Regions from separate parts of the Mus musculus genome. Here region 1 is linked to region 2. The links are chromatin loops, found by intact Hi-C in ENCODE. Cell type or tissue: heart. All regions are shown on one strand.

What was found. Peaks named below come from ENCODE experiments on the same cell type or tissue, not always from the same donor. Only the 100,000 strongest peaks of a DNase experiment are listed, where the experiment ranks them.
Region 1: a loop joins it to region 2, with 3 times the contacts of the local background. A loop is called at or near these places in 4 of 42 quality-filtered maps.

The regions. Positions count from the first base shown.
Region 1 is chr13:103,124,274-103,132,273 of GRCm38, forward strand. All of the region lies in intron 3 of Mast4 (microtubule associated serine/threonine kinase family member 4), which reads right to left. Among named protein-coding and RNA genes, the nearest start is that of Gm30050, 31 kb to the left of the region's middle. In heart, a CTCF peak has its summit at 4,477; no DNase peak of the experiment used is centred here; H3K27ac peaks cover 1,324 bases.
Region 2 is chr13:103,640,608-103,648,607 of GRCm38, forward strand. The region is part of intron 1 of Gm30551 (predicted gene, 30551); the gene reads right to left. It overlaps Gm24870 (a small nuclear RNA gene), which reads left to right and starts at 1,319; the gene lies at 1,319-1,425. In heart, CTCF peaks have their summits at 4,031 (motif pointing left), 4,231 and 5,591 (motif pointing left); no DNase peak of the experiment used is centred here.

The DNA.
Region 1 (8,000 bases), 520 kb before region 2:
GTGAAATTTTAGCATTCTTCAAAATAAGAAGAATTTGACAACTTCAAAGTATTTTTGTACTGGGCATTAAACCCAAGGTCCTGAGCATACTAAACAGGTGTGCTACAACGGAGCCACACCCTCAGTCTAGAATTTGTGTTGTTGTTGTTGTTGTTTTTAATCTGAGTAAACAGGGAAACAGGGTTCTCTACATGGTAAAGAGCTCTCCCACTGACCACATAGTTGGTCTGTGGGCAGAAACGATGGAGGGAGTTTGTTTATGTTAAAGACAAGGACATGCTATGCCACTGCTCCTGTTCAATGGAATAAAGCAGGCCACACTTAGAAAAAGGAGAAGAAGCTATAAAGACTGCAAAAGGTCTAAGAGTAAAAGGGGTTACTTTTTGTGGATTATCATTGTCTACAACTCCAAACCAAATCTACAGGTAAGACTAAAAATTAGGAAGCTTAATTAATTTCAAAACCAGCATCTAGAAGCTGGTTACATTACCCTCATGTTTTAGCAAACAGGTAAAAATATTTATTTGTAAGGGATATTATTTAAAGACCCCCAAGAGCAAACCTAACAAAGAGTGTACAGATTCTAGGGGGAAAAAAAAAGTATTGAAAACCACTAAAGAAGTCTTTAGTTAATAGGGCAATATACCATGTTCTATAATAGTAAAACTCAACATCATAAAAATGTCAATTTCCCCAAACTGATCTACGGATTTAATGTAATTTTAATCAAAATCTCAATCAGTGTGCAGAATTTCACGAGTAAATTTATACAGAAAATAAAAGTGCCACAAGCACCCACACTCCAAGGAGCCACTGTGACCTAGGGGAACTTTCTTAAACAGTCATTAACTTGTCACAGGATCCTGGTAATTAAAAAACAGTGTGACACAGGGACAGACAGAGGGACCAGCCTCGGCACAGACTACACAGACTACTGGGAAAGCCTTGTGTGCTGAGAACTACACGATGAACGGCAGTACTTGGCAGCACGTTTTGACACAATTTATTCTGTCATGGATTATGATGATGTCAAGATGAGCTGTATCCAAACAAGATGTCCATGACGGTAAGCGGGAATTCTCCAACTTTACACAGCCAAGGAATGTCACTGCCAGCATCTTTCCAACCTCAGTCTTCTCCTACTATTGCTTTGTTTTGAAGGATAGCTAGCAGATAAAGCAAGGCAAAGAGCCTGTACATTAAGGAAGATGACAGCTCCTAAAAAGAATTTTAGCAGCAAACTAGGCAGAATGTGGTAAATGCAAGAGAGTCAGCTAGGGCGGATGCTATAGGCAACGGTCAAGAGTTGAACAGGATGGCGTAAGGAACCTTGTGGTGATAAATCTGCCATGTGTGGTTTCAGGTCACTAAAGATCTGGCTCTGGAAGTGGAACTGTCCTACTTACTACAGACCCAAGTATGTTTATGCCAATGTGTCCTCTAAGGCTTCTTCTCTGAGGATGGGCTGTCCCCCAAACCCTGTGACAGGGAAGAAAGAGAACAGGAGAACATTCAACAGTGAGAACACTGTGACTTTGAGAACTGCTCGAGGGTGAACCAGTTCCAACAGGGGTTACTGTGGTAGGAAAACCCAGCCATGGCAAGAAAGCTCAACTGGGAGCAACAGCGGGCTGCCTCAGCTTCCCAAGTTGCTCTCCATTGGATGCTGTAAGTGCCCGACTTAATGATGCTTAACTATCTATTACCGCTTTCTATTGATTCTTTTACTTTAGCTTGCTACATACTTAATACATCGACTCATCCTAGACAGAAAGGAGGGCTCTCAAAGATCATCCTCTGACCTGTACAGGATAAAGGTAAGAAAAGCACACTCAAGCCAGACCAGGAGTCCAGGTAATTGAGGAAGGGAAACTGGGAGTCACAGAGTAAAGCCTTGACAGGTAATGTGCTCTGCTGATTTATGTGGGTCACAGCTGGAGATAAAAGAAAACAGCCCCTCCCCCCAGACACACACTCAAATTGCAAGGTGGACATTCACACCTTGTGAATCTGGCATCTCTCATGGGGGACGGGGATACTCAGAACTCCAAAACACCACAGAGACCCAAACCCTGCATCTGTACAGCTGTTAGCTCTAAATCTTCAGAGCCATATTTAACACTTCATGCATACAGGAAGAGGCGAGGATTTAAAGTCAGCCACACAAAGTGCTGTATTTTAAAATCACCAGGGCAGAAGGTAAATCAGGTTTACCTTGTCCCATAAAGTTTCTTCCCAAAGAGCTGTGAGTCTGTGGCTGGGCTCTCAAATACTTAGTTTAGTTATGCGAAATTCCTATTAACATGTTTTATGTTCTAAGCTCATTTAATAGCTTGATTTTTTTTTCTAGCAGTTTGTTTATGCCTTGCGTCCACGGATGCTGAGAGAAACACACTTTAAATAAAAATGAAATGCAAGAAAAATGGTGTTTTAAAGAATGGAAATCAAATTAAAATCTAAATTGCAAATTGTATAACACATGTAAGAAAGCAAAGTTAGAATAGCAAGAAATGCAGAAAGGGGACGTAGTTTAGAGGGCCATAAACCAGATAATAATATTAATTGCAGTAAGAAGGCTTATTTAAATGGGAAGGCCAAAACTGAGGCTTTTCATAAGCAATGGTCCTGACTTCCATGCAGAACACGCCAATATTTTCTTACTTCCTTTTGCGAAGCAAACCAATTGGAGTATGTTCCCAAAGAACCAGTTTTATTTGCTGGGAACTATTTGTTATCTTAGCTACAACCCTGCAGCTTTTCAAGCAACGAATGGTTGTCTCACATCTGGAGAAGAAAAAAGGAAAAAGTGACGGCAGGATGCTTGAATACTGGAGATTGTGGGGGTGGGTGTTCCTTACTAATTAACATAATTAGCTTGGAAGCAGCTCTCACAATAACGGTTGACACTCGTGGCAGTTTAGTGGCAGTTAATGACACATGTAACAAAAATGTTTTTCTTTCCATTCAAATATGAAATTAAATACAGCTCTTAAAAAATAGGTGGGTTAGGTCTCACATGATTCTCCTTTCAACAGTTAGGCTAGACTTGAAGAAGTTACGAACTTTGGTTGTCAGGTTTGGCTTAAACTCAAAACCATCCTGCTGGCCCAAGTTTCTAATTTTTAATCTCATCTATTGTTACTTAGTATACACATTTTATAAGTTGGTATGCATGCTGAAAGTTGGCTGACACGTACCAAAGATAAAGGTGAATATATTTCCTTCCAGGTATATAAATACCTGCAAGCCACATATATACCTCAGTTCCCTCTTTAGCCATCCCAAGACCACCCAGCCCTCTCCAGGACCTGCTAACAAAATGGTTGCCACATGGCACAATTCTGCCTCCACATCCACTCTAAAAGCGTCCGGCCAAAATCTTCTCTGACAGGTTGCAAGTGGAAAGGCTCAGATATGTCAAAACATTTTGAGTACTATCTGTAAGCGCGTGAAAAAAAATCATTGGTTTGTATCTTTCATTTATTGACTGTGTACAAACATGTCTACATGCATGTATGCCATAACACATATGTGGAGGTGTTAGGACAACTTGTGGCCAGCAGTTTTTATGTTTGTTTTAGGAACCAAATGCACGGGATTAGACTTGGCAGCAAGTGACTTTCTGTGCTGAGCCACCTTACAGGCCCATGAAGACCATTTAAAAATACACTCATATCTTAAGAATTCAGACTCAAAAATGTTTCATTTGATGGGATGGTCCAGCAGAAATATTAGCAGCCCATGAAGGATCCTCTAACTATGCTGTATGTGGGCAAGTAACAGCAAAGACTGGCAAGGGAAAAAAAAGATGGAAATATTAGTAATATTTTTTATAAAAGAGGTGTTACTGTTTCAAAGATCCAATGCACAGGCACCATGCAAATGCTATGCAGGATGTCAGTTCAAAAGACAGCACGACAAAAGTCATAATCCTCTACTTAAGAGGGGGCATAGGCGTCTTGGGTACACATTTCTGTCATCCATTAAGAATAATGAAAAGAATGAATTTAGTTCCTTTTCGACTTTTTTTTTAAACCTCTCCTTCCTAGTTCCCTTTTAATTTTTTAATGGTACCATCCCTTGAGATTAATGTTGAAAATGTCACATTATCCCTTCTCTAGGACTCCGGGTCTCGAGCAAGTTTTAAGCCTTGCAAATGATTCTGCAGAAACAAGACACACAGTTCTCTGAAACAGATGTTAGAGGGGTAGATCTTTCCAGGACCTGCATTATAAATGTATTTAACTATAAACTTTAAGTATGAATGTAATAAAAAAATTCCCCAGGGATTTAATACATTAATAATAGTTCCTCTTTATTCAAGATGATAGTGATTATCAACAGTGATTGTGCTCTTTAAATTTTTTTCCTTTATTTTTTATTTTATGGGTATGGGAGGTTTTGCCTACATGTAGGTCTGTGCATCATGTGTGGGCAGTACACATAGAAGTCAGAAGACGGGATTGGCTCTGCTGAGACGAGAGCTACCGACAGGTGGAACCATCCTATAGGTACTGGGAACTGCACTTAGGTCCTCTGAAAGAGCAGTCAATGCCATTAACCACAGAGCTATCTGTCCAGCCCTCGGACTGTGCTTTTGTGTTCCAGGTGGATGGTTTTTCCATGTATGTCTTCACTTGATACACACAGAATAGGGGCTATTAACATTCCTCTTGTTGAGAGGCACGGAGGCGTTAACTCTTTGGTCAAGGTCATACATCTGGCAGGCTGTACGGCTGTACACTGAGATTCCAATCCAGGGAGCCAGGTCCTGGAACTCAAACATTCATCCCATTCTCTCTCTCTCTCTCTCTCTCTCTCTCTCTCTCTCTCTCTCTGTGTGTGTGTGTGTGTGTGTGTGTGTGTGTGTATGTGTATATGTATGTGTGTGTTGGTGTTATTTTTCCATAGATCTGCATTGTATATTTCTGAGACAGGACCTACCTCTGAACCTGGAACTTTCCCTCTCAGCTAGGCTAGCTGGATAGTTAACTCCTGGAAACAACCTGCCTCCTCTTCCTTCTCCCCAGGAGCTAGGCTCAACATAACGACACGTACCGCTATGCTCAGCATTTAATAATTAAATTCTAAATCTGGCGCTTTGAAAACATTACAATTAAGATAAGGCCACTGCCAAACACTGTCTGTCTGGTCCAGCCAAGATATTCTCCTGTTGCAGGATTTGTTTTTAACAGCTAGCTCTTTTGTGTTTGTTACTGTTCTCATGCCCTGACAAAAGCCACTGAAGAGAGGAGAGGTGGGGGGTTTTATTGTTTTGTTTTTATTTGTCTGATCATAGGCCAAGGGATACAGTTCATGAAAGGGCCAGCACAGCAGCAAGTGGCTTCGCCCCTGCCTGAGGGAGCCTGCACCACGGCTTATCCCTGACATCCTGGCAGATCAGGAAGCTGAGAGAACTCAGGTGGAAAAGGACCCAGGTTGTAATCCTCAGTACCTGCCCTGTAACACACTCCTACCAGCTAAGCTCCACCTCCTAGGTTCCTTAATCCCCAAAACAGGATCACCAGCTGAAGGCCATGTGTTCAAACACAAGAGACTGTGCGGCACATTTTACAGTCAAACCACAGAAGTCCTCACATGCCAATTAAAGCATGGAATGGCCAGGATAAGAGTTCTTGTTCTTGCAAAAAAGGATGACTTGAGGGATATTTATACATCTGTGTGTGTGTGTGTGTGTGTATGTGTGTGTGTGTGTGTGTGTGTGTGTGTATCTATATTGACCCATGGCACTTTAGAGTCCAGCTATTATTTATTGAATATAAAATTGTACAGCAAAAAACAGTATAAGCACCTTCAGCTCTCCGTCTGTTTAGGATATGCCAACGACAGAGCAACTCAGGCTTTAGTGGAAGGTCAGGGAAGGAAGGGGACAGATCCAAAGTGACAGAGGAAGAACAGCAGGAACAGAAGATGAGGCTATGAGGAAGCAAACAGGAGACGCAATAGGTCTTGGGACAAAGACCACTCCCCAAGTGTGAGGTCAGAGTTACCAAAACTTGAGCCAGGGCTTTATGCTCATTTAAAAACACATCCTCCGGAGCCATGCTTAGCCAGTAGCTTAACTTATGACTGCTGAATTAGAAGAGGAGGAGGAGGAGAAGGGAGAAAAAGGAAGAGGAGAGGAAGAGGAGGAGAGGGAGAGGAAGAGGGAGAGGGGAAGGGGAAGAGGAGGTGGGAGAAGGAGGAGAAGGAGGAGGAAGAAGAGGAGGAGGAGGAGCCCTGACCAATAAAGAATACAAACAACTAAGGTAGACTCTACTGAACTGCTGTTCTCTACATGGAGGCAAATTAACATAGTATCTGCTTACAAAGAAGAGACCTCAGAGAGTCTTGGAGACTGTTACAACCAAAACAGAATTAATTGCCTTTAGATGAAAATTCCTGAAGAGAATTTTAACCATAGGCAAAGCACTCTTTCCACCTTGGAGGTTTCCTAAACAATAATAAAAATACAACTCATTTCAACTAGATGTTTGAAACCTCTCAAGGGGACATCCTTCATCCTATGAGGCATGCTGAAGGCCAATAGCTTTCCACTCACTCCATTGCCATGACCCAGGAGCCCTGGAGTTTCCATGTGGCCCTCCCTTGGATATAAGCATCATATAAGAAGAAACACCATTGCCAGCCTCTCTACCTTTTCTACCTCTCCCTGTCCCGTGGCATCCATAGGACAACTATGTCTTGAGACTTGCCTGCCTAAAACCTATGCAGGCTTTGGGGTTACTAAGCTTTTCCTGAAACCTGCAGCCTGAGTCATTCTTCTACTTTACAGCGTAACTGATGTAGGCACATCTCTAATTTCCCAGATTTAGTCTTTCAATGAGCCTTATAGTTCTTCAGAAAGAAGAACAATGCTACATTATTTCTATAAAGACTTTAATAGTAGTTGTATAGCAGGGTGTCCATTAACAGCCAATTAAGTAAGATATGACAATAATGGGGAATATACCCACTCAGAATCTAGCACCAAGTTGACACTACAGCTGTCAACAAACGAGGGATAAATATAGTTATTGACTTTTCTCATTACACTAGCCATGAAAGTGTTTGTAGAGAGATAACAAAGGTGCTGGCCATGGTGGTGCACACCCTTAATCCCAACACTCAGGAGGCAGAGGCAGGTGGTTCTCTGAGTTCAAGGCCAGCCAGTCAGGGCTACATTGAGAAAGCCTGTCTCAAAAAACAAAACAAAACAAAAAACAAAAAAAAAAAAACCAAAGCAACCAAACAAAACAAAAAAAAAAAACAAGATCAAAACCAAACCAAACCAACCAAGCAACCAAACAACAACAACAAAAACAAAAACAAAAACAAAACAAAACAAAAAAAAACAAAACAAAAATCAAAAAACAAAAGTCAGGGCTGGAGAGATGGCTCAGCAGATAAGAATACTTTATGTTCCCCCAGGGGACACAAGTTCAGCTCCTGCCACCCACATACATTAACAGTGTTGCTGCTCATAATGTGTGTGTGTGGGGGGGGGGTTGTTTGTTTGTTTGTTTGTTTGTTTTGCTTCCCTCCACAATGGCAAGTAATTAAAGAGGACAAGCATTTCTTGTCTTTAGTTACTATACAATGAATGGGCACCGCCCCATGCAGACTTTCTCAAATGCCCTTGATACCAAGAAGTCCACAGTTGGCTGGCCTCTCCAAGCACACCCACACATTGAGCTGCTCCAGCAGGTGTCCCCTGTCCTTCTGTGGAAGGACAGCACAAGTGCCTGGTAGGAAGTCCTTGTGAGTCTTTTCAGAGTGAATAGGACAGAAGACAAGACTGGGAAGCTTTAAGTTGAATGCAGGTCTTGAAAATAATCTATCCTCAACACACGGTGCTCTTCCTTCTGTCAGAAGCTGAATCAAGAAGCTCTTCCCATGAAGGGTGCAGGTTATCCTCGGGCATCGCAGCACACTCAGCAGAAGGGGAAAACGCTAGAGAATCTTCACAGAGGCAGTAGTTGGATCGCAGGGAGGATTTT
Region 2 (8,000 bases):
AACACTAAACAGCTGGATGCACGGTGGCCTGGCGACCTCGGGACTGGGCTGCAGGGAAACTGCTAATTGGAAATAGAAGATCCGTGTGGTCCTTCAGACCTGGCGTGTCAAGCTGCTGTTCTATTTCTCTTCCTGTTTTCCTATTGCAGGGGAATCGAGTGAAGAGAACTTTCAGCTGGTCAGCAATGCCAAAAGGCTAAAGGAGACTGGCTCTCTCAGTAGCCAACATGCCACAAAGAGAAACGTGCGTGGTCAGATGGAGATGTGGCAGAAGGCCACAGGCTACAAATTTAGTGGTTTCAAAAATAAAAGAGAAAAAGCAAACCCCACTCAGATAGGTACACTAGCATCCTAGTCTAGAGCAGCCTTAGCGCTCAACTCCCCTACACCCTCTACAGCAGCTACCATAATGAGAGTCCACAAGAATGAAGCAAACTGGCCCATCTGCACTGGCTCAGCGGCCTCCGTGTTGGCAAGCATGGAGAACATCCTATATAAATTATAAAAAGAGTATCCCTCTAGGGATTCAGCTCTGTTGGAAGACTGTTTGCTTAGCCTGCGCAGGGCCCTGGGTTTGATCCCCAGTACTATATAAAATCTAGCATGCTGGTGCATAGCTATAATCCCAGCATTGGAGGCAGGAAGCTATAATCCCAGCACTGGAGGCTGGTGCATAGCTATAATCTCCAGAGTTAGAGGCAGGAAGATTGGGAGTTCAAGGGGTGCTTAGTTGTCCTCAGCTACGTATAGAACTCAAAGGCCAGCCTAGCATATAGCAGACCCTGTCTCAAATAAATAAACAAAAGAATATACTTTGAGAAATACTGTAGTACAAATTATTTCCACATTTATAGTGGATATTTCAACTTAGCATTTAAATGAAATAATTACTGACTAGTGGATGATTCTCATTTCAATGCATAGATTAAATTTCTACCATTGGGGGGAAAACAAATGGAAAATGAGGCGAAGCTGGATTCCACATTACCCACGCATGGAAAGAACTGACTGTACAAGCAACTTCCTCTAAGGCTCTCAACCTTGGTCACATAGTCTGTCAACTGAGGCACTTAAAAAATACCAATGTCTGGGTGCTACCCCAAACCAATTAAACTCAAACATCCAGAGGGGGAGCCCTGGTATCAGCAATTTTTAAATGCTCACCAAGCAATTCCTATTTGCAGTCAAGGTCAAAACCCACCAGCTCTGATGAAATCTGAGGGGTTAGTCCTGAGAATCAACTGTCCGCTCTCAAATGGCATTCGGGCCCGACCTCAGAAACAGTTAGGCATCTGACACAAAAAAAAAACCAAGAATCGTGCTCGCTTCGGCAGCACATATACTAAAATTGGAACGATACAGAGAAGATTAGCATGGCCCCTGCGCAAGGATGACACGCAAATTCATGAAGCATTCCATATTTTTGTGGAACAACAATATGAACTAGCCAGCACCCGGGAGCTCTTGTCTTTAGCTGCATATGTATCAGAAGATGGCCTAGTCGGCCATCACTGCAAAGAGAGGCCCATTGGACTTGCAAACTTTATATGCCCCAGTACAGGGGAACGCCAGGGCCAAAAAGGGGGAGTGGGTGGGTAGGGGATTAGGGGGGTGGGTATGGGGGACCTTTGGGATAGCATTGAAAATGTAAACGAGGAAAATACCTAATAAAAAAGAAAGAAAGAAAGAAAGAAAGAAAGAAAGAAAGAAAGAAAGAAAGAAAGAAAGAAAGACCAAGAATCAAACAAAGCACCAGGAAAGCAAACTCCTCTGGGATCCACAAACACAGACTCTGCAGGTAGGCCTTCCTGCAGAAGCCAGAGCGGAGAGATCGTCGCAGGGATGTGCGCCATTCCATTCTCTGTCAAATAGTGGCTAAAGCAGAAAATTAGCTCTGTCGTCATCATTGATTAAGCAGTATTTTTCAAAGCCTCCAGTCATCAGTAAAGGAGTCCTACTCAACAGATTAACAGATTATTTTAGTGATTAGCTAGTGGTTTTCATTGGGTTAGCAAAGTGCCTTATAGATGCAGTGCACCCAGGCATGGGCTGCAGCTGTGACAGAGGCAATATCTCCATGCCTCTCCCTGACCTGTGCCTGATAGCCCCAGGACCAGGAACGCTTGAAGAGGATGCATAGAGCCTGGGTCACTGTTGTCATTACCTCATCTACTTCCTTTTACATTCTAGTTGGACTTAACAATATTCAGCGCTCTTTCTCTCTCTCTCTCTCTCTCTCTCTCTCTCTCTCTGTGTGTGTGTGTGTCTCTCTCTCTCTCTCTCTCTCTGTCTCTCTCTCTCTCTCTGTGTCTCTCTCTCTCTCTCTGTCTCTCTCTCTCTCTGTGTCTCTCTCTCTCTCTCTCTCTCTCTCTCTCTCTCTCCTTTCGCTAAGGAAATAAGCACAGTAGCATGAAACTTGCCTTCTCTAAATCCTCTGCGGTTGGTGAGGCATTTCCACACGCTTCCTCTATACACCTCCCCTTTTCACATCATCAACAACGCAGCCTCAGCGAGCTGGGCTGTACCAGCCAGGCAATTTTTCAGGTGCCAACATGTGCCTTGAGTATGCCTTGGCCAAGGCAGTGGCTGGCAGCCAAAGAACCAGGCAGGGACACTTCATTCTTGCCCTGAATTCGAATTCTAACGCACCAAATCTCTTGCCCGCCCTGCTAAAAAAAAAAAAAAAAAAAAAAGGTCCACTCCTTGTAGCCCTTAACAATTCCCTCTGCAGGCAGCAGCAGCTGGAGATCATGAAAGACAGAGAGCTCAGGGCCCAGGAAGCTGAAGATGCAGGTTTTTATAGCCAGGAGACCTTGAGTGAGCCATTTAACCTCTCTGACCTTCTGTTTTCTCTTCTGTAAAATGGAAATAAAAATATCCATCCTGTCTTCCTTAATAGATTGCCGTGAGATCGGGGTGGCATGATAGATGTAGGGGCTTTGCAAAATGTTAAGTCCCAAGTTTTATCTTTACAGCATATGATCCCGGCTCCCCTGAACACCATTCTTCATGACAAAGAGAGCCGTCAACATCAAACACACACTTGAAGGGCCCCTCTGGGGACGAAAGTTCTCCTTCCTACTGTCTGACTTACTGATGGGGATAGATATTCCCAAGGCATAGCAAATTCTGCTGGCCTTGGTCCCCTGAGAGCTGTCACAGAATATATGACAAAAAAGCCCAGAAAAGATAAAGGGATTAAAGGGATCAAAGGAAGAGGTTTTGTTTTAGCAAAGGCCTTTTCCATAGAGGTTATTAGAGAGGACAGACTTCCTGATCACCCCTGATGCTTCACATGGGGTCCCATGTGAGGCCCATTCAGCCAGAATGACCTCTATGGAGAACTCACATATCCTGAAGAACCTAGCTACCTGGATTTCAGTTTGTCAGTTGTACTTGGACAGGCAAAACAGGCCAGAGAGCAAGAACTTCACTGGTGTGGGAAGCAGTCAGAGGAGAGCGAGATGGTCCATCGGTGAAGTGCCTGCCGAGCAAGCAAAAGAGTCTGAGTTCAGAAATCCACGTAAAAAGCCAAGAATGGCCCCTGTGCCTACAATCACAGTGCGGGCTGGGAGGGGATTTTTGAAGGGATGCTGCTCAGCCTGTCTAGCCAAGCAGCAGATTCCAGTCATGGAGAGACCCCTGTCTCAAAAAGTAAGAGCTACAGAGGAAGGTATAAACATTGCCCTCTGACCTCTCCCCAACTGAAGAAAGCACCAAGAGAGAAAGAAGTAATGGGAGGGGGGATGAAGGGAGAGAAGGGAAGGGGGGAAGGGGAAGAGGGAGGGAGAGTATGTTAGACAGAAGAGCAACAACAGGAGTTACCCCAGCCAAGGGATGGCTGCCTTACAGTTAAGTAGAATGAAGCTGGGCTCCTAGGAATGAGTGTCACATTAAACAAAAGATTCAATGTGGAAAGTGTAGCCAGTACAAATGCAGCTTTTAAACATTAATAGAAGGAGAGGCAGGCACAGTGGCTGGGCAGGCCTCCCACTGGTTCGTTCAAGAAACTTGATGTGTAGTGACATCTAGTGGCATCACATATGAAAGGCTGCTGAAGTTTTTTTTTTTTTTTTTTTTTTTTTTTTTTTTTGAGTGGATGAATCAAAGTTTGTCTATATCTACAGGACAGAGAGCAGCCTTTTGTAATTCTCTGCCGCACTTGCTCATGCTCCAGGAACTAGAACTTTGAGAAAACCCATTCAGTGGTCATGTATGGTAGTGGAAACAAGAAAGGGACCAAGCATCTTTGGGCTTGCTATATGTTTATTTTTATTTAAATCGGGGCATATCACCAGTTGTGTTCTTGAGTCCATGAATGTAGCTGCGAGAATGAGTGACATATGGGCCAACGATCTAAGACATGTTGCCTGAACGGAGAGAGAAGCACTAAAGGATGACGTCACGTGGAGAACATGTCCCCCTTTGAAATAACACTTTTAAAATACATTTCATCTCAAACTGGCTGCCATTCTTCCTTTTACCCGAGAACTTGCAAGGTTTCCTTAAAAACTGTGGCATCCCAAGCTGACCAGTACAACCTAAGTTTTACTGTTACACAGACCACCAGCAATGTGGGTTGACGGTAGCAAGCTAACACTTTTCCAGGGTGTCTCAGAAAGCTCAAGCTGTTCCAGCAGATAAGAGTCTGCATTTCTGAGACACCCTCTCCAATCAAGAAATGAGTAGAACTCTCTGAATAAGCCAGCAGTGTCAGGATCGAGTGGAGAGAGAAGAAACCTCCCTGGAGGCTGCCTGAAGCCCAGGGAAAGAGCGACCATATGGCTTCCCGTTCTTGTCCTTTGTTAGGCACGGTTCTCAAAAGGAATAGAACCAACAGAACATAAATACATTATCAAAGGAGAATTATTAGCTTGGCTTACAAACAACCTGAAGAGAAATCCCTTTATCTTTCTCCAAGCCATCCAACAATGGCAGCCTACATGCTGGCGAGGCAGAGGTGCCCAGAGAGGTTAGGTCCGTAAAGCTGGATGCCTCCACTCAAAATGGGTTCCAAACAGCCACCAAATCCCTCAAGAGCTGTGAGTATTCAGTCCACATGGAAAGAACAAAACAGCTGGAGTGTGTTGTCATTGGAGGATGGCAGCAGCAATGATAGGCAGACTCCTGACACTTTTGTTCTTGGAGGGCATGGGATGGTCCCACCCACTCCCTCTAAGACTGGGTCTTCCCCTCTCAATCCTCTGAATCATCCTCATAGACACACCATGTCTCCTTCATTGGTTCTAAGACCCACCAAATCAGCAGTCAAGACCGACACATCACACATTCCTTACTGAAAAGGCCTCCTGCGGTTTTGAAAAAGTGTATGCTCTCCTATTTGTTCAACAAATAGTTCAAGACCAAGATTATGAATACATAAAAATAAAACAAAATCTTCTCTGTAGAGTGTTTCCTTGTCTTGGTCATTGCATTTGTCATATGAAGTGGCTTTTGAGCTCAAGTTAGGACTACAGTTGGAGCTTGTTTAAGACTTCAAATCCTGTGTCACATTAACGCAAGGAAATATGCTTGTAGATCACCTTTTGGTACAATCTAGCTCATCCAGGCTGAGCTGAGTGCCCGGAAGCGCCTCCTAGTGTTCAGTAGCAATATCTGCACCAAGGACAAGCTCAGCGGCTAAACCATAGATACCATCCAGCCATGTCTACCTGGAATGTTCCAAAGCCTGATGGATTGGGGGAAGGGATAGAAGGGAGCTGGAGGCTGAAGAATCCTGTCACTGTTGTCATAAGCACACTTAACCTCAAGTCCAATAACCCCATCAGACAGGCAGCTCCCTGCCCTCTAAACTCTCCAGAAAGAGATGTTATCCCCTTAATTGGTCAGTGGGCGTATTCCTCCCATGTTCAGATGTATAGTGCTATAGCTATTAGGAAAGGCACCCTGGAGAACTGGACAGGTGTATGAAGTGTGCATGAGTTGATGCACGCTCTCATGTATGTATGTATGCATGCATGTATGTGTGAAAGCTTCCTCTCCCAAATGGCCTTTCCTAGCCGTCTACTACAAGCATCCCATCTGCCCTGCTCATCACCAGAGACCTTTTCTAGCCTCCAGATCTGATCTCCAGTCCTCGACACTGCCCATCATGGCATCAGATGGCCCACAAGAATTTCACCTTCGTGTACAGAACTGAACTTGCCCTCCTCTCTCAGATCTACACTACCCTCCTCCCAGACTCCAGCTCAGTTACTGACACACCATCACCTGCTCACTCAAGCAACTTTTCTCGCACGCCTCTCTCCGTCCAAGTTCTAACGAGTCCTGACCCTGCTTAGCTCCCAGGATCTGGAATGTTCAGAATGGCATGGCTGCACATATGTCCTTTCCCCTTGCTTCCCTCCAACCTCCCCTAGCCCAGAGAATTACCAGGCCCAACGATTCTTCCCTCCAAGTCCCCCTCTGCTGAACCTCCCATCCTGTCTCTATTCATGCCCTCAGTTCCTTCCCCTCCATTGGCTTTAGAACAGCCACCCAGCCTTCAGGCTCACCCTCTCTAATACGATGCCACAGTAGCCTTTTCAATCCTGCCTTTGCCATCCTCTTGACTGAATTCTTCTGCCCGAGAATTCCAAGCCTTTCCCTAACTTGGATTCTAGGAATCATCTCTAAACAACCTTCACGTGTCCTTCATGTGCCTTACCTATGCAGATAGAATCTTGGAACCTGCCATCCTCCTCTGCCCTCTGTATCCTTGTGCATGCTGCTCCCTCTGAGTATGATGCTCTTCCTTATGTCCCCAGATGTCCACTCACTCCCTGCTATACCGGTGGTTCTCAGCTTTTGGGTCTCAATCCTTTTAGGGGAGTCAAATGACCCTTACACAGGGGTCATATATCAGATATCCTGCATATCAGATATTTATATTACAATTCATAACAATAGAAAGATGAATGGTTAGGGAGTAGCAGTGAAATAATTTTGTGGTTGTGGATCACCACAACATGAGGGACTGTGTTAAAGGGTTGCAGCATTAGGAAGGGTGAGAGCCACTGCTTTGTACAGATTTGGTTGCACCTTCCTCTATGTTTATGAAACTTTCTCCTTTTTTCTGCGCCTCAACTTTCTGTATGTCTCATACTTCTGTTTTCCTATTCTTCTCCACTAGAGTGCAAAATCCTTAAAGGATATGTCGGTATCTTTAATACTCTTTTTTACCTCTAGCATTTGGCATAAATTTGGCATTGATTTAATGGTTCAGTAAACATTTGTTAAAAGACTGGAGAGAAAACTTAGTTGGCAAAACGCTAGACATAGAGTCATGAGAAGTTGCGTTTGATCCCCAAAACCTATGTGAGAAGTCATATTTGATGGCACACACTTGTAACCCTAGCACTGCCTGAGACAGGCAGATCCCTACAGTTCCCTGGCCCAGCAACTTGACCTACTTGGCAAGTTTAAGGACAAAGAGTCCCTGTCCTAACCAAGTGGACAGCACTTTCAGAGCACCCAAGCTGGACCTCTGGCTTACACACACAGGAATAAAATAAGCATTTGTTGAATGAGTCAAAATGAAAAACAGCCAATTGCCTGCACACAGCAGAGGGCCTTCTGAGTCAGAACTCAGACTCGTGAGTCCTACTGTGCATTCCGCAATTTCCATCATGCCGGTGGTCCTTCCTCCTCCTTCTTCCCTGCTGACTGGCATCCTCATTTCCCTCTGGGAAAAACCCTTCTCCATGAAGACCATATGGGAAAGTGGACTCGGTTTCCAGTTCCAGAATGGCACATTTCTATCTTAGTGATTGGCTCCAGCAGGGCATAACTGATTTGAGTCCCATAAGTCATGGGAAAAAAAAAAAAAAAGAAAGATTCTCCACGGGCTTCTCAAAGGCCCAGGAGGAACCCCCACTTCCTCTTCTGGACTCTGTCAGATGCAGGCCATGGCCAACTTCCAGCCTAAGAAGAAAGGAAATACCAACAGAGCTCAAAGCGCCCTGCAGTGATGGGGCAGGAGCCTCTGCACTCAGCTACAC